Linked DNA regions of Mus musculus: regions 2 and 3 are each linked to region 1. A link is a loop called in an ENCODE intact Hi-C map of the cell type or tissue named here. Cell type or tissue: gastrocnemius. All regions are shown on one strand. Region 1 overlaps Tbc1d2b (TBC1 domain family, member 2B). Region 2 holds the start of Tbc1d2b (TBC1 domain family, member 2B). Region 3 has its middle 12 kb from the start of Gm39398.

Region 1 (8,000 bases):
CACGGCTAGAAGTAGCCCCTGAGGCTACCTGGGTGAGCAGAGGAGAGGGACAGTCAAGGCTAAGAGGAAAAGGTGGCACAAGAGGGACCTGCAATCTGGGAGGCTCGGGTTGATATAAATACATACAGGGGAGTCGTGCACACAAAATAGAACTTGTTATATAAAAGTTGTACAGGATCTAGAAAAACCTTAATATAAAATAGTCTATAAAAATATAAAATGTAGTGAAAATATAAAAGTGTCAACGGTTGGAATATCGGTAGGTCCCACCAGACGGGGCGCCAAGCGCAGGGTGCTCCTCTACTGTGGCACGTGCATTTGGACCCACACGCTGGAGGCTGTGCTTTGGCTTTCTCAGCCCACGAGGCTCACCAGGCAGGAGCCATGCGTTGCATGCTGGGTAAAGGTTCAGATGAAAAGCAGCACGAGGCAGTCCCTGACATGAGGGGTACCTGCCACGGTGGCTGGGAGAAGTCTGGAACCTCAGGAACACTAGAGGAGGGTAAAGACAGTCTCCGTGATGAGGGAATGGGAGAAGATGGCTCAGTCACCGGAGCCTTGCCTCTGGGACAAGCATCTGCCATTTTGTCCCCAAACTGGAAAGAGGGCAAGCCCTCCTTCTCAGCTCTGAAGCCACTGAGTCATTTATCCAGGGATGAGAGCCTCTAAGTGTGCATTTGTGCATTCCCCTTGGGGCCTCTTGAGACTTTTACCTGAGCACTGATGCTAACTGCTTGAGAAACTAATGCCGTCTCTCAGGGAATGGCAGAACAGGACCCCATGCATATTGGAGATTTTCGTTTCCAATCACTGGGCTGGAACCCAGAGTCCCACACACCAGGCACATGTTCTAAGCCATGTCCCCGGCATCACCAGGTGCTTTAAAGACTCCTCCACCAGCATACAGGACAAAAGCAACCCGCCAGTAAATTTACACCAAATGCACATCTGGACTGGCATCTTCTGGTACGAAACTGACATGGCAACTGAGCCCTGGGGCAACCCTACCCTGCGGCACTTCCTAACAGCTGTCCCCAAGGCTGAGAGCCGGCACTTCCAAGGGGGTGGGGCATCTCCCTGCATTTGGTCTCAGGGAGGCTCTGGAATAGCAGTAAGACCACTGTCCAGCTCCAGACAAGCTTCCTGAAGAAACCAGGCCTCAAACCACCATCCTAAAGACACAAGGATGACATTTTTGATACCTGAAGATAGGCAAAGGCCATTGGCTAAATAGAGAGACCAGCTCCTTTTACATGGTAATAAATGAAGCAACTTTTGGAGAAGTTAAGCATAGTCTAGATACTGAAAAATGGACTCAGCCACTCAAGTGCTAGAAAGCAGACAGCAAAAACAGGAAAATGGGTCATGGAAAAAGCGCTTCTCGAAACTGTCTTGCTCCGCTCCTGAGTCTGAGTGTGTTTACACTAAGGATTGTTTCCAATTTTCCCCCAGGTAGTGTAAAGTAGTCCAAGGCTGTTTCCCTTGTGCTCCCATAATACTGTGTAACATGCTTTCTCATGACAGTCACCCATCAGCGATGCGCTGGGACTGAGCAAAAATAACCTTTCTTGTTCAAACCCTCTCTGGGCTTCAAGAAAGAAGTGTTCCAAGTCCCCAGAGTCTGCTATTCCAGAGGCCATAGTGGCCCCAGATCCCTGTTGAAGACAAGGATAATCCAGGCAACACAGAGACTAGAACTCACCACTCCAGGTGCTTCCAGATGCAGGAAGCTGGCAGTCAGCCCCACTCCAGCTGTCAGGCAGGAGAGATTCTAGAGCCCTGAATCCAGGAGCCCACAAGCCACAGATCTGAGAGTTTCCTATGTTCCCTTATGCAGGGCTGGGTCTACTGCAAGGTCCCTTTGGAACCCCAAGCCAGCCAGAGTTGGAGAATGGTGTCTACAAGTCAGCTCCCAGCTAGAAGAGCTTCCTACAGCAGCTCCTGGAGATGTGTTTAGCCCCACTGCAATCTGGGACAGACAGCTGGCAAAGCAGCTGGCAGTGAGAAGTGTGGGCACTGCTGCAGATCAGGGGGAGTGCTGCAGTCTGAAAGGCTACATAGGAGAGCAAAGGCTAGTCCAGAAGGGACTGCGGCTGGCAGTGCCAAGCCACCAGCAGAGGGCTCCCACGCCAGCCTGGGAGGCCAGTTGTGTGCTTGCTTTTTAAAGAGGTCCCTCTTCTTATGGTGACCTTGTGACCCTGGAAGCAGCCACACTGTGGCGCCCTGCACATTCCTCCACAGTGCTGCCCTTGGGTAAAAGAAAGAGCATAGGGAGATGTGGAACATAGTTTTTGTGGGGCGAAACACGCACACAACTGGCAGATGCTGTAAACAGGCCCTTGGAAACAGTCACCCGGTGAGTCACCAATCAGGCAGCAAGCATATGATGCATGTGACACGGAAATGGCTGTAAAGCCACCTGCCCCCTGCCCCGAAATGGGAGATGAGAAAGTGCAGCTTAGCTCTGGACATCTGCCCAGCAGAAGCCAGAGGCTGTAGATGTTACAATCTGACAGCTGATGTGCAGTGATGTGCCTTTGCTACTTTTGGTTATGAAGGAAGGCAAGAAGAGCAGCATCCTAGGGTGGGGATCCATTCAAGTGTCTTCCTCCTCATCGCTAACTAGCTCGCCTTTGTCAGGGCTAGTGTCCCGCTCACGCAGGAAGTCCTCTCGAATGGCCTCCAGCTCTGTCAGCTCCAGCCGGACCTTCTCCAGGTGGTAGGCTCTCCGGTTCCGGATCTGGCGCAGGGGGAAGGGGTTCAGATCCCCAAAGGAGATGCTGATCAGCTTCCTGGTGGGACAAAGGGCAGAGATGAGCATCAGCAGAGCTCAGGTGAGTGCCCAGAGCACTGCCTAGAGACCAGAGAAGGGAGTAAGGCACATGTACCATGGGATGGGGGAATATCACCCTGGGAACCCAGGCCCAGCTTATGCAGAGAGGCGGAAGGCACAGTGAGCTCAGACTCCATTTTGACCTGATTCTCCATCTGCACCCTGGAAGCGATGGGAGGTGTACTCTATATGGTTTCTACATGTAGTAGGCACTAATAGCCTGGTGTTCACTCAGAGATAGCAGGGGTCAGTGAGTATGATTCTCTGGAAAACTGTCCTGATACCAACGGACTAGGCATGGTGATGGCGTCAGATCCTATCTGCAGTGTGACCTGGGCCAAGATGCACTCTACAGAGGTACACGCAGCATTCAATGCACCAACTGACAACAATGTCTTAGGTTTGTAATACTTCAGCTACTGGACAGTCTGTAATAAAAATAGAGCTAGGGACAGTCGGCACGCCTGGCTTTGCTTTCCAGCACTCACGGGTCAGTTGTACTGGTTCCTTGGTATCACAGAAAGACAGAGCTTCTCTTATGCCAAGGGATAGGTCACTTCCCAACTGATTCTTCCAGGCCTATGGTCTTGCTCCCTGATAGCAGGGGCTCATTCCCTTGTTAGCCACCTGCTGCTCCAAGGCCTGAGCTCCATTTAGCATGGGTGTATAAAGGATATGCACCTTTCTCATCTTTATATTCCAACAGCTTCTCTTGTAAGGAAGTGAAAAGGTGAGACTGGCCTGCCTTCTTTAAAGGCCAAGTTCTCCATGCGTTTGTTCTAGGACAGGCAAGTACTGGAGGTTATGAGAGGCCCGACGAGGCCCAGCTGTGTCTCAGGCCCAGCCTTGTGAGCTAGCTGGGGTATGCCACTGAGACTGGGATCCAGGAGTTTACCACTGTCCTTTCTCTTACATGAGCCACAGGCTCTGTAAGCCAGAAACCTCAGGCCTTGCTCCAAAGTGAAAAAGGGGGTATGGCATTATTCCTTTACTCCTCTAGTTGGAAAGAGCCAACAGCAACATGGCCCGGGCTGCAAAATAGGGGAACCCAGACACTGCCCTTGAATGCCCAGCCTCTCATGGACCCTGCAGCCACCAACCAGTTCAATCTTGCATCGTCCGGTGTCTCCTGAATGCACCTGGCTATGGAAACGCCTGACCACTTTGTAAGACCTGTCTAGTCTGCGGAACTGCCTCACCTCAGACAGCTAGTATGGGCAGCTCCTTAAAATACTGAAACTCTAGTGTGGAGGTGGAACAAAGGCACCAGCAACCTCAGCAACCTCCCAGGAGGTGGGAGGTTGCAGGACAGGGGGAATAGGACCAGGACCTCATGTACATATTGGGAGCTCTTGGTCTGTGGCCTTGACTTTCTAAAGCAAAGGGGAAACTGCATCATGAGCCATTCACCAGGGGGCGCTGTAGGATCAGGCAAGATGGGAGCTGCCTTGTTCTGTCCAATGGTGACAGGAAGTAGAGGAGGAAGATTTATCTCCAGGCAGCCCTGACATCCCCCTTAAGAGTGTCATGGTGAGGCAAATCCATCTCTGGAACCAAAATGCTCTCCACTGTCATGTGGGAATTCATTCAGTTACTCTTAATAATCTTAACCAATGCGACATGAACACAATCCTCACCCTGAACCTTTCACCAGTCTTGCACAGCAAACACTTTCAGATGCCCTTTCTCACTGGGCACAAATCCAGTTAGTCTTAGTTAGGCACTAAGCCTAAAGCCATCTTGAAAATGTACTCCCTACGAGAAAGATCCTAAAAACAGCGACGACCTCCCAGAGACCTGGTATAGCTTCTGCCAACTACTTTCGTTGCCAAGGTCTACCCCAGCTGCTGGAACCAGAGCAGCCACTAATTGTGGCCTAGGGAAAATGGCAGCCCAGACAAGAAATAGCCACGTGGCCCAAGGTGTGTGTGTGTATACATGTGGGGACATGATTCATGACTCCTCTTCAAGCTGGAAACCTAGGGTTCTTTCAATTTCAAAATCCCCAATCTCTTCCATCTGTCCCACTTCTCTCCACCTCTCAGGACACCCCACTCCGGGCCACCACCTTTCCTCCTGGGGACTTTCAACAGTCACCATCTACCCTCCCAGTGGCTGGTCCTGCCTCAATCCTCTTATCTTTCAGTGACATTCTGTTACGATTAGAATGAAGCTAAAATTCCTGAGTACGGCCTAAGGAGCCAGGCTAGGATGTAGCCATGAGCCCCAGCAGCCGGGCACAAACTTGGTGGCCCCTCTCGTTGTTCCCAAACATGTTTCCTCTGAGCACCTCTGTGCCCCAAGGCATCCCTGAGGCACGGCTTGGGCTTCCTCACACTACGTTTGTGGATCAGGAAAGGCATGTTCCCTCTGGAAACCTCAGCGCTCAGGGCTGTCTTTTTATCTACCATCTCACTCCTGTAACACATGGCCCTTCCCATTTCTTTCTCTAGGAAAGAGCACCACGGCACCCTGGACAACCCCGAGTCTGAGGAGCCTGTGGACTCACCTGGCATCGAGGATAGTCCGAGTGAAGTAACGCAGATACTTGAATATGGACATCGAATCTTGCAATTTCAGGATCTCCTCTTCCTTATATTTAAAAAGTGCCAGGGCAAAACGGAAAATAACCTGCAGGAAAGCCAGGGAAACGGTAATTGCACGAGGCTGGGCTTTGAAGTTCTCCCTGGGGCTGGCTAGAGGAAGTATCCTGAGGGCCCTGCCCTTGGGCGGACACCTGAACCGAAGGGTGACTTCCAGGACTGGACAAGGCCCTTAGGTACAATAAAACAAATACTTGTGGTTTCCGACAAGGCAGCCGTGTTCCTAGGAGGTAAGGTGACTGACTGACTTGTGGAATCCTTTCACTTTTGGCTAACTAACCTTTGTAGTCAACAAAGAATACATATCTAGACACCACTTTTACATAAGATCAAAACCTGGGCTTTTTTGACTGAAAATGTGAAACTGCCAACTCCAGAGCCAGGCATAGTCTCGGCTGGTTCTGACCGCCTTTTCAATATGGTGAAATAACAGTGGATTTTGCTGATTTGCTTTTGGGGTACTAAGGGGAAGGCTAGGGGGGTAGTGAACTCCTGGTGATCTTACAAGTTCAGGCAGCTTTGGAACAAACTGCTATTTCCACATCTAAGAGCCCTGAATGGCTACTCTAGCCCACACTGTATGATACTTAGTAAGTGGTATTTATAGGGTTAAATTGTTCATGGTTCTCTTCACCTATGGCCCAATAGGAGCAGCGTTTATGATTCTAGTTGAAAGTTCTTTGTATTAATGACAAATTAGACTATAAAAGTGGCAATGCTTTGTGTTGGACACTGAATCTGCATATGGGGTGACTGCAAAAGGCCCTTTTGAGTGGTCATCTGTTACCTCAATGCTACCCATGGACCAACCTTTGATCCTGCAATGCTGGGCTAAATCTATAATGCACTTGCACACATGCAGAGAGATGAAAAGTCCCATGAGAGCTGGGTGTAGCTTTTTCTGAAGCAGCAAGAGATTGGAAGCAACCAAAGTGGCCACCATCAGGGGCTATGGTGCACGAGGAAACTCCAGTGAGTTACGAAACAGGTTCTCTATGTGCTGACACAGAACTAGTTCCAAGACACAGTAAAGTTAAAAGCAACGCTTAAGAAATATGTGAAGGCTCGATGCCCCAGTGTAGGGGAATGCCAGGGCGGGGAGGCAGGAGTGGTGGGTGGATGGGGAAACACCCTCAAAGAAGCAGGAGGAAGGGGGATGGGCTAGGGGGTTTCTGGACGGGAAACCAGGGAAGGGGATAACATTTGAAATGTAAATAAATAAAGTATCCAATAAAGAAAAAAAGAAACATGAAAGACAACATATAAATTGAGGAGACAGACTGTTTTCCTACTATATTTTCTTAGTTATGTTTAGTTTTTATTTTTACTTAACATTATTTATTTATTTATTTATTTATTTATTATTTAGTGTGTCTATTTGTTCGTTTATAGAGGTCGGAGGGGCTTGCTACGTTGTTCCACCAGCCACTTGTTTGTTTACTTTTGGTGTGCTGTGCTATGGTATAGTGCAGTATTGGGGGGGTGGGCAGCTGGAGGGCAGGGACTGAACCTAGAGGCCTTGTATGAGCACAGCAAGGGCTGGCCCACTCAGCTACTGAGCATCATGCTAGGTTACTCTGTGACAGGCTCTCCCTGGGAGCTACCATGCCTAGCTTCAGGCTGAGGGTCTTCACGGATGAGCATGTGACTGCTGCTTCCCAAGGCCTGCAGGAACCCATCACAGGGAGGTAAGTTTGGTGCTGTGGTAACCTCACAAGCTCCAGGAGAATCAGCCATTCTGCCACTACTGACACAGCCTGTCACAGTCCGACGAGTGCGTATAGCTGCAGAGCCCACTCACCTTTGGTCCCTCATAAAGGAAAGAGTCCCATATTTTAAAGAGGATGTCGCTGACAACGCTGTCCACAAATACCACCAGAAACCAGTTGAAGGTGATGAGGGTGTAGTCCACTTTGTACTGTTCAAAATGGGTGTGCAGTCGAGGCAGCTTCTCACTCAGGAGGTCTCTGAACACCCGCTGGTCCACCTGGAGAGGGCACAGAGGGCGGAAAGGCCTGGGGTCTGGCAGGGCACGAAGCAAGCAAGCCAGAACAGCTGTGCCACCTGAGAGCAGAGGGTGGAGCCCGTGGGGACGTGCAGCAACACAGCTCTTCTGGATGTCCATGTGGGGCACATCATAGAGCCAGGCTGCTCTGTGTCTCAGGAGCAGCTGACCGAAAATTCTGCAAGGCCACTACTATGTGTCATTCTCCCTAGGGTATGGGGAGAAGGGAATGGTCTCCAGCCTGAAAGCAGCTCCTGTACTCAGCATCTTATGTGGAAGCAGGCTAGTGAAAAGAGCTGGTAGGTTGGTGTCAGCCTGCCAACACTCCTATGAATACAGGCAGTCTTAGATGCATGAGCGCCGGACAAGAAATAGAACACGACTGCTCACACCATGCAGTGAGCAGGTCTGACAGGGCAGGGTGGCAGAAAGAACACGCGAGTTAGAGGATCCCAGGTGAATCCGAGTTAGTTCCACCTACAAAGGATGTTCTAAACAGTTCTGTACTCTTCTGAAGGATAGGCAGAGATAGCTGACTTACCCACTGTGCTGCTGTGAG
Region 2 (8,000 bases), 62 kb after region 1:
CATTTCCTGGCTTTTTACTGAATGGCAGCCACTCTCATGACATGTGGCAAACATGTTTTTAAAACATCTGTACATTTGAAAGTTCTAGACGATCAGGTCTAAAGGGTCAGAGGTCACGCTAATATCCATGCTTACTGGTGATAATGACTTTCCTTCAGGTAACAAAGGTTGGCTTGGGTTTCTTGTTTTAGTTTAGGTGGGGGGGTGGGGGGGTGGATGGGTGGGAGGGACCTTCACTGGAGCTGTGGAGAGGGCTCAGCTTGCTATGCAACCATGAGGACCTGAGTTTGAATTTCTAGCACCCACGTAAAAAGTTGGCCATGGCAGTATATGACTGTAACCCTAGTATTCTGTGACTCTGTGTGTGTGCATGTGCATGTGCATGTGCGTGTGTTGGGGTGGGTATGATACAAAAAGGCAGAACCCAACAACTTACTGGCTTCAGTGAACAACTCTGTCTCAAGGGAACAGGCAGACAGCAATAAAGGAAGATGCCCCAAATGTCCTCCTGGCTTCTGTTTGCATAAACACTCACATGCATATGCCATGCACACACACATACACCACACATGCAAATGAAGATGGTGATGATGACGATGATACTGCTGTCATAGACCGAGTGGCTTAAGCAGAAATTTATTCTTCATAGTTCTGAATGCCAAGGCATCAGTGACTGGCAAGGACATATGAATGTGTGATCTGGCACTTCCTGTGTCTAACACACAACCAGTCTTCATTCAATGTCTAAGGAAGGACACTTTTATGCTCTGACCTTACAGAGGCCAAAAAAAAAAAAAAATTATGAAGACCCACATTCCATATCAACTTTGAGAAAGATAATAAATATTCACTCAGTCTACAGCACAGAGCTACTTTATGTAAGGCACTGTTCTGAAAAGTTGGCAGAGAGCTAGACTAGACATGGCACAGTAGAGAGAGTCCCTACAACAAGGAGTATGCGAGAGGCAGGGAGAGACAGAAAGCTACTATCTTAGGAACTTGAACAGATATGCCTGCCTTTAAGGAACTGCCTCCCTGAGAAACCATAACACATCAATGAAAAGCCAAGTTCCCACATCTTAAGAATTAAATAATGCTTCACGACCTTACACAGACGCCTGAGTGCAGAACAGCTTAGCAGAAGCATTCAGCAAGGGAGACTGGTTTACCACATCTATTCTGTGTCCAGCACACTATGATTACCCACACCAACAAATGTTTGTCATTAAGCTGAGAGCCGCTCAGCTCCAGGGAATGGGCACTTCTCTCACAAAACGGGGCTGAAGAGTAGGGATCCGTAGTTGTTCAGTTACGTGTGATTCGGAAACGGACAGGCAACACACACATGTCCACGTGAGCACCAAATGCTTACAAGAAAGGGAGAACACGGAGGAAACTCTTTTGTGGCCACTATGATGATATATCCTGCTCCAAGGACTGCAGAGATCAGCTAGGGCAAGGACGTCCTAATTTTGCCCACATTCAGTCACATGCTTTCTTAACTCCCAATACCAGTTCAAATCTAGAAATATCGGTATGCCTCTGGTCCCAGGAAAGTTGGAAAAGAAGCCTCTAGCACCCTGCATACACTCCACAGGAAGCACCTGCCTCTTCTAGGCCTTTGCAGTAGCTTCTACATTAAAGCTAAAATGCCTCCAGCTAGCAGAACCAGACAGGACAAGGTTCTAGGTACTCGCTGCATTACAAGGGACTGAGTGAAGGCAGAAAGCCACTAGACTTTACCTAGTCCAAAACAAGACAGAACCCAAAGTCTGGAGAGAAGATTTGCCAAAGCAGATAATGGGACTTGAACACTCCCCGTTGCCAGAGACTCTGCTTTCAGATGGCCTGAGTCTAGCCTTGTGATCTCAGGCAGATCCTAGCCCCTTCTCAGGCCTCCTTTCCTGCATCTGTAAAATAGGGCTCTGGACCAGATCCCTGACTTTAAGAATAGAGGAGTTTACCAAGAAATTCCAGTCTCAGCTTTCATTAAGACTTAAGCAGTCAGGCATTTTGAAAAAGCCCAATGAAGCCACAGCTTCTCCGGAGAAGGCTGCAAGATGCTTAAAATAAGAAACACATGATGATACGTAATAAGCAAATCACTGCTTTTCTTCTCTTTTTAACTCATCCTTTCCAGAAGAAATGGCGCCTGCAGTTATATGCAGACTCGAACTGGAGCAGGGATAAGCCCTCACCGGCTCTTTGGAAACCGCGGTCTCTCCTGGCCTTTGTGTTAAGCTTCCATGCTCACGGGAATCAGATCACATGAGAAGGAGGATGACCGGTCCTTTCCCGCTTTTCCAATGTACATTTTTTACTCTAGCAGCTCAGGAGGAACTACTGTGTCCTGAAGTTCTCCTTGTGTGTATATGTATGCATGTATGTATGTATGTGCCTGTCCCTATGCTTATGAGAGAGAGAGAGAGAGAGATTAATTAATGTTGGATGTTTTGAGATAGGGTCTCTTGCTGTGTCTAGAGCCCTCAGTTGACTAGACTGGTTAGCCAGGCAGCTCCAGGGACCCTGTTTCTCTCCAGCAGGGTTATAGGTACATTGATGCCATGCCCAGCTTTCACTTGGGTGCTGGGGATCAAATGTAGGTCCTCTTAAGCAGTTCTTCCCAGTCTCGTAAAATCCACTTAGAGAACAAAGCCACCCTGACTCTGGCCCCTGAATCTCAGATGCCCTTCTCTTCAGGAAAGCCCTGCCTTTTCCCATTCCCACCACCTCTGTCAGACCAACACTCTAACTTTCCATAGGAAACCGTCTTGCATGAGGGCTGGAGAAACGGCTCAGGGGTTAAGAGCACTTGCTGCGCTCGTAGAGGACCAGGGTTCAGTTCCTAGCAATTCCCTGGTATTTCACCACTGTCAGTAACTCTGCTTCCAGATCTGATTAAGTCTTCTGGTCTCCACAGGCACAGCACACACACACAGGCACGGCACACTTTCATAAATGTAGGCATAAAATAAAAGAAAGTTTAAAAAAAAAGGTCTGCATGAATATTCATGAAGCCTGTGAAAATCTGAATGAAAATCAGGTGGGTCAGTAACCCATGAGAACGTGTCCCCCTCCTCCTCTTAAAAAGGCAAAACAAAACAGTATCAGGGGCCAGAAGTGTAATAGCTTAAGAGCACCTGCTTTTACAGAGGGCCCAGGTTCAATTCCCAGCACCCACACTGCAGCTCACAACTGTAATTAACTCCAGTTTTCAGGTTTCTTCTCTGGCCTGTGCAGGAACCAGGACATATACATATACTCATATATGTAAAATAAAAAAAGTTTAAATCTTTGCTCTCAGGAGGCAGAGGCACTGAAACTCTGAGTGCAAGGCTGACCAGGGCTATGGAAGGATACGTTGTAAAACACAATCAACCCTGGTGCAGCTATGACCCAGTCTCAGGTGAAATGCCTTGCAGAGCCAGAGTAGAAGCCCTAGAATATCCATCCCCTTCCATAATCCTATCTTCCTATCAGAGTTATCTACCACCCTGAAACCAGGGCTTGTCTCTATGACGTAGCTTCCCAACTCCCTGCAGGGCACAGCATAGATCCTTAAGGTTGATACTGCATATAAACTTCTTAATCCTTACATAAAAGGTATCATTTCTGTAACTTATTCCTTGCTCAGTTTTACATTTGTGACAGACAGACTGACACATACAACTCTGATTTCCTGTTTATTACCCATAACATTCTGTTATATGACCAGAATGACTATTGTTAAGTAGTCCCCAATTAATATTTAATTCAACAGACTATACCACATATTCGGTCAAAGACAGTGCCTGCTGTTTTAGATGTCTGCCAGGTAGTGCTTACAACGTGCCAGCCTTTTTCCGTAATGTTTCCTAGAGCCCTTGCTGCCATCCACAGGGCGGGGGGAGGGGGGGGTGGGTGGGTGGGGGCGGGGGAGGGGTGAAATTCCTATTAGACCAAAGCAGGAACTAGACAGAGAAGTGATAAAATGTGTCCAATCCACATGGTTGATGACTCAGGCTGCAAGTTCAAATCTATCCAGGTCCAAAGCCGTCCATTAAGCACTGTAACTTCACTTAGGCAGATGCTGCCGCTGCTTAGATGCTTTTAAAAAATGAAAGACCTGGTAGGGAGAGAGTTCTAAAGCTATCTGAGAGAATCTGAAACAGGAAGCTCAGTTTTCTTTTTTTCACAGGCAATTCCACCGGAAATTCACCAGGGTCCACATGTACACAGAGGGCAAGCATCTGCCTCTGACAAAGCTCCCTGTGGACGCTCTGGGAGCCAGTCCCAAGTTTACACAGACACTGAGTTACCTCAAGTTGAACTGCAGGCCTGCTTGGCTTCCTTTAGAGAAACATTTTATGCATCTGCTAGTGGGGGGGAACATCACAGCATCCCCCCCCCCTCCACCCCTGTTCCCCCAGTCAGACTCTGCTGAGTCGACAAAGCTCTGAGAAAGGGCTTCAGGGAACAGCTCCAGCTGCTGCACGGTCTGCAGAGCTCAGGAACAGTTGCATGCTCACAAGGCCACTCTCCACTTGGCCAGCTTTGAGAGGGCTGCTGCTTCAAGCCCAGCCCTGTGGCTCTGGAGAAAGCCCAGCTTGCAAGACGGAAGAGAAGCCAGAAAAAGGAGGGTGGAGACTCAGGGAACCAAGCGGGGAGCAAGGCCCAGAGTGAGAGGCAGCCCAGCCCTAGGCCAGGGGTCCAGGCCCTTGGGTGCTCCAAACAGGACCATTCCTAGGAGATGTCAAGGTCCTGGCCTTTAGAACTCTCAGCAACAGGGAAATGCTGCCCCGGGACTGGTGACCATTGCCAAGCCTCCAATACTCAAATCTCTCTGGGGAAGCCTAAGGAAGCCTCCCATAAGCTGAAGCAACCCCTCCCACCTTTTCCAAGAAGCAAGAGTGGGCACTGCTGGAGTACCCCGACCTCTCTAGAGGGGGCTGTGGCAAATTAGTTCCCGGGGCCCTGGTATCACTTGCCTCTGGCTATAGCACTCAATGTACCATATTTACTAAACACTTGAGAGTGGAAACCACTTAATCCCAATACTGTTGTCCCCACTTTACAGAGCAGGCAGCTGAAGCACAGAGGGGTCTTTCAGAGGACCCAAGGTCACAGGAGGAGTTATAAATTAGGCAGGGATGGAGGGTGGAAGCCTGCAACTGTGGGAGGGTCTCCCACAGCATCCAAGGAATGGTGAGCGTGGACACAGGAGGGAAGCGAGGAAAGGCGTATCGGGAGATAATGGGTCAAAGTGTCAAAAGATTAGCTGTGTAACCCCCAACCCTGACTCAGCCTCATAGTCCAAGCACAGGTAAAGGGCAAAAAAAGATAAGAATGAGGAAGGAATCAGAGTAGGCAGTGGCAAAGAGAGGCTTGGGCAGGACAGGAGGAGGCCTTTGGGACAAGGAAGGAAGGTGGAGGGGGAAATCTGCTGACGGGACACGAGTGGGCACCGGGGCGCGATCGTCCCACCTTGAGCACGGTGACTGCACCGGCGCTGTGCACCTGGAAGTGTGTGGGCGGATCTGCTCCGGGCTCCGCAGCCTCATCGCGGCCCTGGTAGCTGAAGCAGGCGTCGGCGATGTCCAGGTGGCCGAGCGGCAGAGCGTCCTGGGGACTCTTGAAGTAGTAGAGGTAGCAGCGGCGCGAGTCAAACACGAACCAGCGGCTGCGGTAGCCGCGCAACGGGCCCTTGCCCGACAGCTTCTGCAGGTAGCCGCACAGCCGCGAGGGCTCCCGTCCCGCCACCGCCCCAGCCTCCGAGCCTGTTCCCGGTACCGCTCCCTCACCACCACTGCAGCTCTCCTCCACGCCGTCCCCGGCCCCCGGCATGGCCTGCCGCCGGCGCCCGCGCCCGCGCTCCCGCCCCGCGCTCCTCCGGGCCGCCGCCGCAGCGCCCACCTCCCCGCGCCGCGCCCTCCGCAGGGCCGTGGCGCGCTGAGCAGCCTGGGACTTGTAGTCCCGCCCCCGCCGCGCCCCCGCAGCGTGGGTAGCCTGGGTTCTTTAGCGATCCAGGCTAGCTCCACCCGTCCTCTACTAGTTGTTTTTTTGGGCATTCAAGGTCCGCCCTATCCCGGGAGAAAAAGTTCTGTTTCTTTATGCGAGCGTGGATTCCACGAGTGGGTTTCTAAAAAAAAACTAAGGAAAGTCTACTTAACACTGCCCTGAACTCCGAATAAGCTTTGATTTTAAAATCCGTGTCCAGCCAGTCATAGGCTCATACTACGAAAATGAGAGCGCCTGTTGCCTGGTACAGAGTGGGTGTTCGGTAAATATTTGTAGAGTTTGTGAATGGAAGCCAAAGTATGTACTGCCTCTCTACATCCTGGTTTGTTCACTGAATGAAAAAAAATTTATGGAGGGCGTTCTGTGTAGGATTCACACACTGGAGACTTGGCAGTGACTTCCTAGCCTCATGGAGATTATATTCTAATAAAGCACAACAATAATTCACACATTTTAAAAGGCAAACAAATAGAAGTTGTTTTGCTGCACAAATGCCCTTATGACCTGGAAATAAGGATGGTTGCTTAAAATACCACTGTGCTGGTAGTGTTTTGTTGTCTTGACCCAAGCTATAGTCCTTTGGGAAAAAGGAATTTTAATTGGGGGGGGGGGGAAGCTGGCAAGTCTGGGAGGCATTTTCTTGATTGATGATTGATGTGGGAGGGTCCAGCCCACTGTGGACCGTGCCACCCCTGAGCAGGTGGTCCTGGATGAAGTAAGAAAGCAGGCTGGGGAAACAGTGACGGGCGAGTCATAAGAGGGCAAGCTGTGTGGAGCAGTCCTCCATAGTTCCTGCTTCCAGGTTCCTGCCTTTTGGTCATGGTTCTTTATTACAGCAATAGAGACCCTAACTATAAGACATCACTTGCCAGTGATTACTTGAGGGTGTCGGGAATGTAGGACTGAGACAAGCTCTCTCCACATAGCCTGGGCTGGCACTGAGCCTTGGATATCTTCCTGCCTCCACCTCCCAAGTGGTAGGATTACAGGAATGTGCTAGCCCCACCCAGCTTCCTAGTACTTCCTGTATCAACTTATTTGAACCCTCAGAACAACCTCACAAGGTGTTTTTAAGTGCTTAACAAAACAAAACATAGTAAAAGGATGGAGTTTGTAAAGGAAGATGAAGGTAAGCTACTTTTGTAGGTTGGTCAGAGGAGGCAGATCTTAAGAAGTGAGCAGAGACCTACGTCAGATGGGAGGGGGAACGGTAACTAGAGACTGAGGAGGGGAACAGCATTCCAGGCGAAGGAAGGATGAGTACAAAGCTCACCTTTCCCAAAGAGAAGTAGACATTCTAGTTATATTTGTGAGGACATATCAAATATACCACTAGAAGAGGGTGCATGATCCCATAGAGCTGGAGTTACAGATAATGGTGAGCTACCACGTGGGTTCTGAAAACCAAATCCAAGACCTCTTCAAGAGGGACTAGTGCTTCTAGCTGCAGAGCCATCTCTCCAACCCTATGCACCCCCTCTTGCTTATTTTAAATTCGTGCATGTGCGAGTGCGCTCTCTCTTTCTGGAGCGCTCACTCGCATGTGCACGCATGCGCACACACCCCAGAAAAGACAAGGACACCAAAGTAGACTGCCCATTTGAAGCTTAGATCAGGCTGTTTAACTTCCTTTTGTGGCAGTCTTTTGTTTACTGCCATTGTTATTGTCATTAGTGTTGCTTCTTCCTCCGTAAGCAGATCCAGAGAGAGGAATCTGTCAGTCTTACCGGTCTATGTGCGCAGTAGGCTAGAGTCCTTTGTGCTTCGTGCCAGCTGGGTTGCTCCAGCGAGTGAGGGGAACCAAGTTCAATCTGAGCCTCACTCTGTGGATCCAAGGGCCTATGACTAATTGGCTTGTGGAGAAGGCCATCAGGATGGGTATGACTTTGAAATGCTACAGAAAGGGGAAGAGCTGGGAAGAGTCGACCTGGGCAGTGTCGATGATGTGTGAGATGATGTGTGAGGCAGAAGGATACAGCCAGTCTGAGTTCAGTCAGTGGGCT
Region 3 (8,000 bases), 240 kb after region 1:
TCTTCTCAACTTCTTTCAGCATTCCCTAATTCAACAACAGTGGTTAGCTGCTTCTGTTCATTGGTTGGGGGTAAATATCTGCACCTGACTCTTTCAGCTGCTTGTTGGGTCTTTCAGAGTGCCGTCATGCTAGATCCCTTTTTGTGAGCACTCCATAGCCTCAGTAATAGTGTTAGACCTTGGGACCTCCACTTGAGCTGTATCCCACTTTGGGCCTGTCACTGGACCTTCTTTTCCTCAGGCTCCTCTCCATTTCCATCCCTGTAATTCTTTTAGACAGGAACAATTATGGGTCAGAGTTGTGACTGTGTGATGGCAACCCCATCCCTCACTTGATGTCCTGTCTTCCTGCTGGAAGTAGACTCTATAAGTTCCCTCTCCCTACTGTCAGACATTTCATCTAAGGTCCCTCCCTTTGAGTCCTGAGAGTCTCTCCCCTCCCAGGTCTCTGGTGCATTCTGGAGGTTCCCCACCCCCCTGACACCTGCAACCTCCTATCTCCCGAGGTTGCCTGTTTCCATTGTATTTTTCATCCTAATGGCAATTGGGTGCACCAAACTCTGGTGCATCCAACTTCATAAAATAGTACAGCTGGAATTAAAGATAAAGATTAACTCAAACCAATAAGAGGTGCTTTAAACATACTGCTTCATCCAGTAGGCAGAATGAACAGAAAAACCTCAGAACTAAATGACATCTTATATTGAATGGACATAACAGATAACTACAGACTGTTTCCCCGAAGCAGCAAAGAATATCCAGTCTGTTCACCATGGAAATTTCTCTAAAATAGACCACGTATTGGGACACAAAATGAACCTTAACAAATTCATAAAAACGGAAGTGATTCTATGTGTTCTATTAAATCATATGAAGTAGAGTTTAAAACCAACTGTAAACAAATCTACAGCAAGCACATACACTTGATGGGGATTAAAGAACTCATTACTAAATGCTGAATGGGTCAAAGAAGAAGTTGGGAAGAAAGTAAAATAACTTTCTTCAACTAAATGAAAATGAAAACACAACGGAGCAAAACTTCTGGAACGTGATAAAGGTGGTTGTAGAGAGGGGACTTTGTTTCTCCAAGTGGCTGAGGTAAAAGATCAGGAAGAGCATAAATGACCTAATAGTGTAAGTCAAGAATGTGGGAAAACAAGAAAAAAACCAAATTCAAGTCCAATAGACAGCATGAAACAGCAGAAATCAGTGAAACAGAAACAAACAAAAATTCAACATAATGGATCAAAGAGTCTAAAACTGATGTTTTTTTTTTTTTTGAGAATATAAAAAGGTTGGCAGACCCTTGCCTAACCAACCAAAACAAAGAATGACATGGCCCAAATGAACAGAATCAGGAAGGAACAGGAAACATTACAGTAGACACCCTCACCCCCTAGAAAAAATCAGAATAAGAGAATAATTTAAAAACCCATACTTCTTTAAATTGGAAATTCTTAAAGACATGGATGCGTTTTTAATTCACCCAAACAACCAACCAAGAAGAGAAAAATATGTCAAAGAAATTCATAATAAAGGAGGACACTGATTTAGTAATAATAATAATAATAATAATAATAATAATAATAATAATAATAATAATAATAAATCTTCCTATTTAAAAAGCCCAGGCCAGATGGATTCACAGCAGAATTCTACCAGACTTTCAAAGAAAGTCTACAACCAATACTTCTAAATTATTAAAAGTGCCCCCAATTGGAAAGAAAACCACAGCTGTACACAATGCAGAGATCAATGGATTTGGGGGAGCTCAGCCCTAAGAGACATCTTCTACAAAACTCTCACATCTAAGGCGCAGGGATCGCCAGGGAACAAGGGGTAGAATCAGACAGGGCAGCCTAAACCCAACGTGTCAATAGAAATGCTGATGCAGGGTCTGGAAATCTCAATGGGTGCCAACCCCTAGACAAAGAACTACAGGCAGCTCTGGACTTCAGAGGAGTAACAGTCAATTTCCTTGTCCCTCTGAAAGAATCCATTGCAACAAGCCGAATGTAATCAATTATATTTGGACATTTTGTAAAAGTAATGCCTTTAAAAATATATATTAATAATACGTGTATCACAGGAGTAGGACTTCCAGCCAGGAAACACTGGGAGGGAGTTAAAGCAGCAGAAGGCGGCTCTCCCAAGGAAGAGACCCCTGACTGCTTATTTAATACAAAGTGGTCAGCCCTGGAATTCCATGCACATACACAATAGGAACGCCCTCAGGAGATGGTTTTTTATAGATTTGTGCACATATACACATAAATATGTAAAAAGAGAAAAGAGGTCATCAACTTGAGAAGGAGCCAGAGGGGCATGAGGGGGACTGGGGGAGAGGACACAGGAATCGTCAGAAGCAGGAAAGTAAAGGGGGGGGGGAAGTGATGTAATATTTTAATTAAAATATATTAAGAAACATAAGAAAATGGGACTCCTCTTTTTTTTTTTTAATCCGTTGAAGTTCTCAAATACCTTCAGTTTAAAACCACCATTTATTCTGAGATTCTGTTGTGTTGCTATACAACTGATACAGGGATTAGCCATCTTGGAGGCTATTCAGGATGAATTACTCCACCCCATTGTCAACTTTCAACCGCACTTCCCATTCCTGTGGTAAGTCTAGGAAGGTAAACACCAGCTTTGTCATGCCTTAGGGTTCACATTGCTATATGAAAAGGTAGAGGTGTCTGTGCTATGTTGAAGCCCATTAAGATAAAGTTACAACATGTATGTCCAAAGACTGGGATCTAGGTTTTACCACCGACTCTGTGTAGAGATAGATATGACATTTTAAACTACCCAAAATGTGACATGCTATGGTTCACTCCTTTTAAAAATGGACAGCCAGAGCCTGACAAATACAGAGGCAGATGCTCATAGTCAACTGTTGTACTGAGCACGAGGACCCCAATGGAGGAGTGAGAGAAAGGACTGAAGGAGTTGAAGAGGTTTGCAACCCCATGGGAAGAACAACAATATTAACCAATCAGACCTCCCCAGAGGTCCCAGGGACTAAACCACCAACCAAAGGTACACATGGAAGGACCCATGGCTCCAGCTGCATATGCAGCAGGCATCAATAGGAGGAGGGGCCCTTGGTCCTGTGAAGGCTTGATTCCCCAGTGTAGGGGAGTGCCAGGGTGGTGTGGTGGGAGTGGGTGGGAGGGAAGGTATGATGGGGGGTTCTGGAGGGGAATCCGGGAAAGGGGATAACATTTGAAATGTAAATACATAAAATATCCAATAAAAAACAAAACAAAACAAAAAAGAATGGACGGCCCAGATTGTCAGTCACTTTGAGAGAATACCATCCTTCAGGAAAGATGGTTCACTTGAAGCCATGCTAGTGAGATGAGAGGATTAATTAGCCCTCTAAGAAGACTTATCCTTTCAGAAAAGCTCCTTCCCCCACAGATGGTTTAAGAGTCTCTATCAAGTGGTACTCTGGAGACTGCCTGTTCTGAGTTACTCGAAGGAACCCGACCTTTTGCATTTCTCATTCTTTTCAGAAATCATTTATTCTTTCAGATACTAGGCAAAAACCTAAGTATGCTGACGCTGACACTTTGAGCTTCCCCAATTCTTTCCCTGAAACCCATCTCTTAGTGCCACAGTGTGTTTGCTTGATTATCTCCATTGATGAGCCTGCCTGGTTTCTTGGCCCAACTCAAATCGGGCACAACCTCTCTCTTCTACTCCACCTTGTGGTAGCTGCAGAGAGTTACAATCTTCCTGCCCAGTATTTGTCTCCCAAACTTTAAGAGTTGTTCTTCAGCTTTCTTGTGGATCTATTTCCTAACTCTTTTATTCGTGAGGCCAAGAACCAACTGACAAAACTGCAATTTATTTGTTAATCTTAAAATGCGATTTGTTTATATAAGACAATATCATTAGAGCAGTAGAGTCATGATAAGAGATACATTACACTATAAAATTTAATGTTAAATACTTAGATTTAATAAGATTTCCTTCCAAAATATATTCTAAATAAATATGTATTAATAAAACTTTTATTTCATTTATATAATAGTAATAGGAACCATAAAATCCTATAATCTCTTTTCCAAAATATTCTTAGTATAAAACTTAAATGAAAGTTCCTCGTATGGGTAGGCTATATGTAAAATATGTGATGTATATGTTTGCTTGGTCTTTCAAAGCTGTCTTTTTGTGTGATTATGTATTTATACACTGTTTATGTGTGCTTATGTTTCATATATCATTTACTTGGTATCAAATTGGCTCATGAGTAAGTTCTCATATAAAACAGAGCAGTTAAATTAGCCCAGCTTAAGGGGAAAAAAAATTCAGCTTCAACTGCCCTGAAAGGCTAAGTAAGCTTGGCCACATGTCCAGGATGTCAATCGAAGAATACTTGCAAAGTATGAAAAAGGAATATTGAACCAATGTGATCACTTTGGTAAAACAAAGACATGGCTAGTGGCCCTAGATCTTTCTTTGGGGGAAATTAACATGTTTTAAAATTTAAATAACAATTTAAAATTTTTTTCTTAAAAGAAAATATATGTATCTAACCCTGCAGCTCAGCCCAGGATGTTGTCTCCTGGGTCCTCGTCTCAGTTCTGGGTCTGCAGCACGGCCTCTGCTCCGTGAGGGCATACATGAAGGATGATCACTTTCCATGTAAGGCATCGTTTTTCCTATCAGAAAACTTCCTTCATCCAAGATGACCAACTCATTATTGCAAAGATCAAGATGGTAACTTAGAGCTGAACTTAAATGTTTTATATATTTGTTTGAATGCTTTAAAACAAAATATTTTAAGGTTTTAAAAGATATTTTGATACCACTGTCACAACAACACAAGAAAAGTTTTCAAAGTACGTCTTAGAAATAATGTAAGATATAACTTCAAACATTTGAAAAATGGCCGTTTGAAAAAAAGCTTAAAGACATACAGAAGACATCTTAAAACATCTTAAATTTTACAGGTAATCTTAATGTATTATGCCATGATAATATATTTGGAATACTGTTCATCTCCTTAAAACAAAAGGTATTTTAAAGTGCCTGCTGTAATGACTTAAGTCTTTGACAAATAATTATTCAAATTGACTTATTTTCCCATATTATAATTGTTACATGTTTAAAATACCACACACATGTTTTCTATGAAAACATGGTACAGCCTACTGCAGTTTCATCTAAAATTATAATGTTAAAATTTGTTTGCTAGATCTTTTGGAAACAATAACAATAATAATGATAAAAACTATTATGTTTTTAAAAAGGGGATACAAAGGTTATAGTTATGAGATATAATTGTGGCAATAGAAGTTTAAAAAATGCTTTGTGATAAGAAAGAACTTTGTACTGCAAGATAACGATTATTCCAAAATGAAAATGGATGAGAATAATGTAAGATTAAAGTATCTTGTAGAAATATTGTGAAAATAAAGCTTGAACAAAGCGAATATGGTTTAAAAGTTGAGCATCATACAAAGGTTGTTAATTTTTAAGGTCAAATTTTAATATGAGATAAAATCAATGTTTGATTCTGTGTTTGCAGCAGTGAGGTTTTCTTAAGAATTAATCTAATGTTTATATAAAAGACAGGCTTAGAACAACAAGGGCTTTGTTGTATTCTTTTATTAAATGAGACATTCAAAACATTTGATTAGACTTTTACTTTCATATCTTATACTGGGCAAAGCTTCTGCTTGTTAGATAGCCATTGCCTTATGAATATCTTGGACAATTCCTACAACATTAACATAACAATCATGGAACTTGCTTTAGTGCACAAATATTTAATCTGTTTATAAACTTTAGCCTATTAAGCAAATAATACCTATAAAATGTCAAAATTAACTAAAGCTCTAGCTTCTTCCTAAGATTTACCCTTTTTGGTAAACATTCATAATCTCTTTAAAAAACAACTCAGAATTGTTCCTGTCTAAAAGAACTGCAGAGATAATAATAGAGAAGAGATTAATGGAAAGATGATCCAGTGACCTGCCCAACTTGGGATCCGTCTCAAGGGGAGGCTCCAAGGCCTGACACTATCACTGACGTTATGATGTGCTTATAGACAGGAGCCTAGCATGGCTGCCCTTCAAGAGGCCCAACAAGAAGCTGACTGAGACAGTAGCAGATACTTACACCCAGCCATTGGACTGGAGTCAGGGTCCCCTATGGTTGAATTAGGGAAAGGCTAGAAGAAGCTGAGAAGAATGGCAACCCCACAGGAAGACCAGCAGTCTCGACGAACTGGGACCCCTGAGATCTCTCAGACACTGAGCCAGCAACCAGGCAGCATACAGGAGCTGGTCTGAGGCCCCTGACCTATACAGCAGAGGACTGCCAGGCCTGGGATCAGTGGAAGAAGATCCACCTAACCTTTAAGAGACTTGAGGCCCCAGGGAGTGGGAGACCTGGAGGTAGTGGGAGGGAGGGCATCCTCTTGGAGACAGGGAGAAGGAGGAATGGGATGAGGAACTATGGGAGGGCAGACCAGGAGAGGGGCAATGACTAGATTGTATGAAAATAGAAGTAAAAAAAATTAAAAATCACATTTTAAAGAAAAACACTATTATAAAGGATTTTAAAATCTATTTTAACTGTCATAACTAAAAATTCGAAATTACTTAAAAATATTTTCTAAATAAAGGACAAAGAAAACCAGATGGTTTCATCAATTGAAAGAAAAAGGCATTGCCTCAGAATCTGGAGGAAAAAAAGATTCTCTCTGTATATTCTTACTTACTCTTTCTTACTCACTTGTGCACCTAAACCCAAGGAAGTGAACTTTTAAATTCACATTTCTCACCTCAGACCTGCCACCTTCAATTGAAAATTGATATTGGAAAATATTCATCTTCAAAAACACTGATAATCAAACATTCCAAGTTAGTAAAATATTCTCCTAATTTATGCTTCTTAAGTCTTTTATAATTAGATGGCTTTAAAACTGGTTATTGCCTTAGTCACAGTTTCTATTGCTGCAACAAAACACCATGCCCACAAAGCAAGTTGGGGAGAAAAGTATTTATTTAGCTTACACTTTCATATCCTTGTCCATCACCGAGGGAAGTTAGGACAGGAACTAAATCAGGGCAGGAACGTGGAAGCAGGAACTGATGTATAGGTCATGGAGGGGTGCTGCTTACTGACTTGCTTCACATAGTTTGCCCAGACTGCTTTCTTGTAGAACCCAGGACTACCAGCCCAGAGATGGAACAACCCACAGTGGGCGGGGCCCTCCAGCACTGACCACTAGTTAAGAGGGAACAACCCACAGTGGGTGGGGCCTCTAGCACTGACCACTAGTTAAGAGGGAACAACCCACAGTGGGCGGGGCCCTCCAGCACTGACCACTAGTTAAGAGGGAACAACCCACAGTGGGCAGGGCCCTCCAGCACTGACCACTAATTAAGAAGATGCTTTACAGATGGATCTCAGGAGGACATTTCTGTAATTGAGGCTCCTTCTTCTCTGCTGATTCTAACTTGTGTCAAGTGGACACAAAAAATGAGCCAGTATAGTTATGTATGATATTTAGCATTTTATTTAGTCTATTACCTAAGTTATAAAGTAATGGTAATCTAGGTTTTAATAAAGTTATGATGAGTATATTATGTCCTTAATCACACACACACACACACACACACACACACACACACACACACACACACTGTGTTGGTAGGATTGTTTTCTTACCCAGAACCCCTGTCTTATTCCAAACTAGTTTTCAAATGAATCAGAGTCAGTATCTTTGTAAAAACTTTTTTTCACCTTACTCAGTATAATATGAATAAAAGAAATTTAGTTTTTAAATTGACAAAACTTAAATCTTCAAAAAAACCTCCCTCCATTTTGGTGATAGCTATATTTTTGAAATAGAAATAGTTTTTTCAATTAATAAAAAGAAAAAAAGTATTAACTAGGTCCAATCAATTAGGTTACTTTGTTTCTGTTAATATTAAAATAGTAATGATATTTAATACACTAAATTAACAATGTTTAATACA

What was found. Hi-C counts contacts between places; a loop is a spot of excess contacts. Peaks named below come from ENCODE experiments on the same cell type or tissue, not always from the same donor. Only the 100,000 strongest peaks of a DNase experiment are listed, where the experiment ranks them.
Region 2: a loop joins it to region 1, with 8 times the contacts of the local background. A loop is called at or near these places in 4 of 42 quality-filtered maps.
Region 3: a loop joins it to region 1, with 13 times the contacts of the local background. A loop is called at or near these places in 37 of 42 quality-filtered maps.

The regions. Positions count from the first base shown.
Region 1 is chr9:90,202,431-90,210,430 of GRCm38, forward strand. It overlaps Tbc1d2b (TBC1 domain family, member 2B), which reads right to left. Exons shown (of 13, transcript NM_194334.2): 11 at 7,238-7,423; 12 at 5,343-5,464; 13 at 1-2,792. The coding sequence ends at 2,597. Among named protein-coding and RNA genes, the nearest start is that of Adamts7, 43 kb to the left of the region's middle. In gastrocnemius, a CTCF peak has its summit at 2,117 (motif pointing right); DNase peaks (open chromatin) are centred at 2,123 and 4,253; H3K27ac peaks cover 1,339 bases.
Region 2 is chr9:90,264,889-90,272,888 of GRCm38, forward strand. It overlaps Tbc1d2b (TBC1 domain family, member 2B), which reads right to left and starts at 5,881. Exons shown (of 13, transcript NM_194334.2): 1 at 5,464-5,881. The coding sequence starts at 5,823. In gastrocnemius, no CTCF peak of the experiment used is centred here; DNase peaks (open chromatin) are centred at 4,301, 4,571 and 5,896; H3K4me3 peaks cover 2,491 bases; H3K27ac peaks cover 4,130 bases.
Region 3 is chr9:90,443,466-90,451,465 of GRCm38, forward strand. No RefSeq gene overlaps it. Among named protein-coding and RNA genes, the nearest start is that of Gm39398, 12 kb to the right of the region's middle. In gastrocnemius, a CTCF peak has its summit at 3,716 (motif pointing left); no DNase peak of the experiment used is centred here.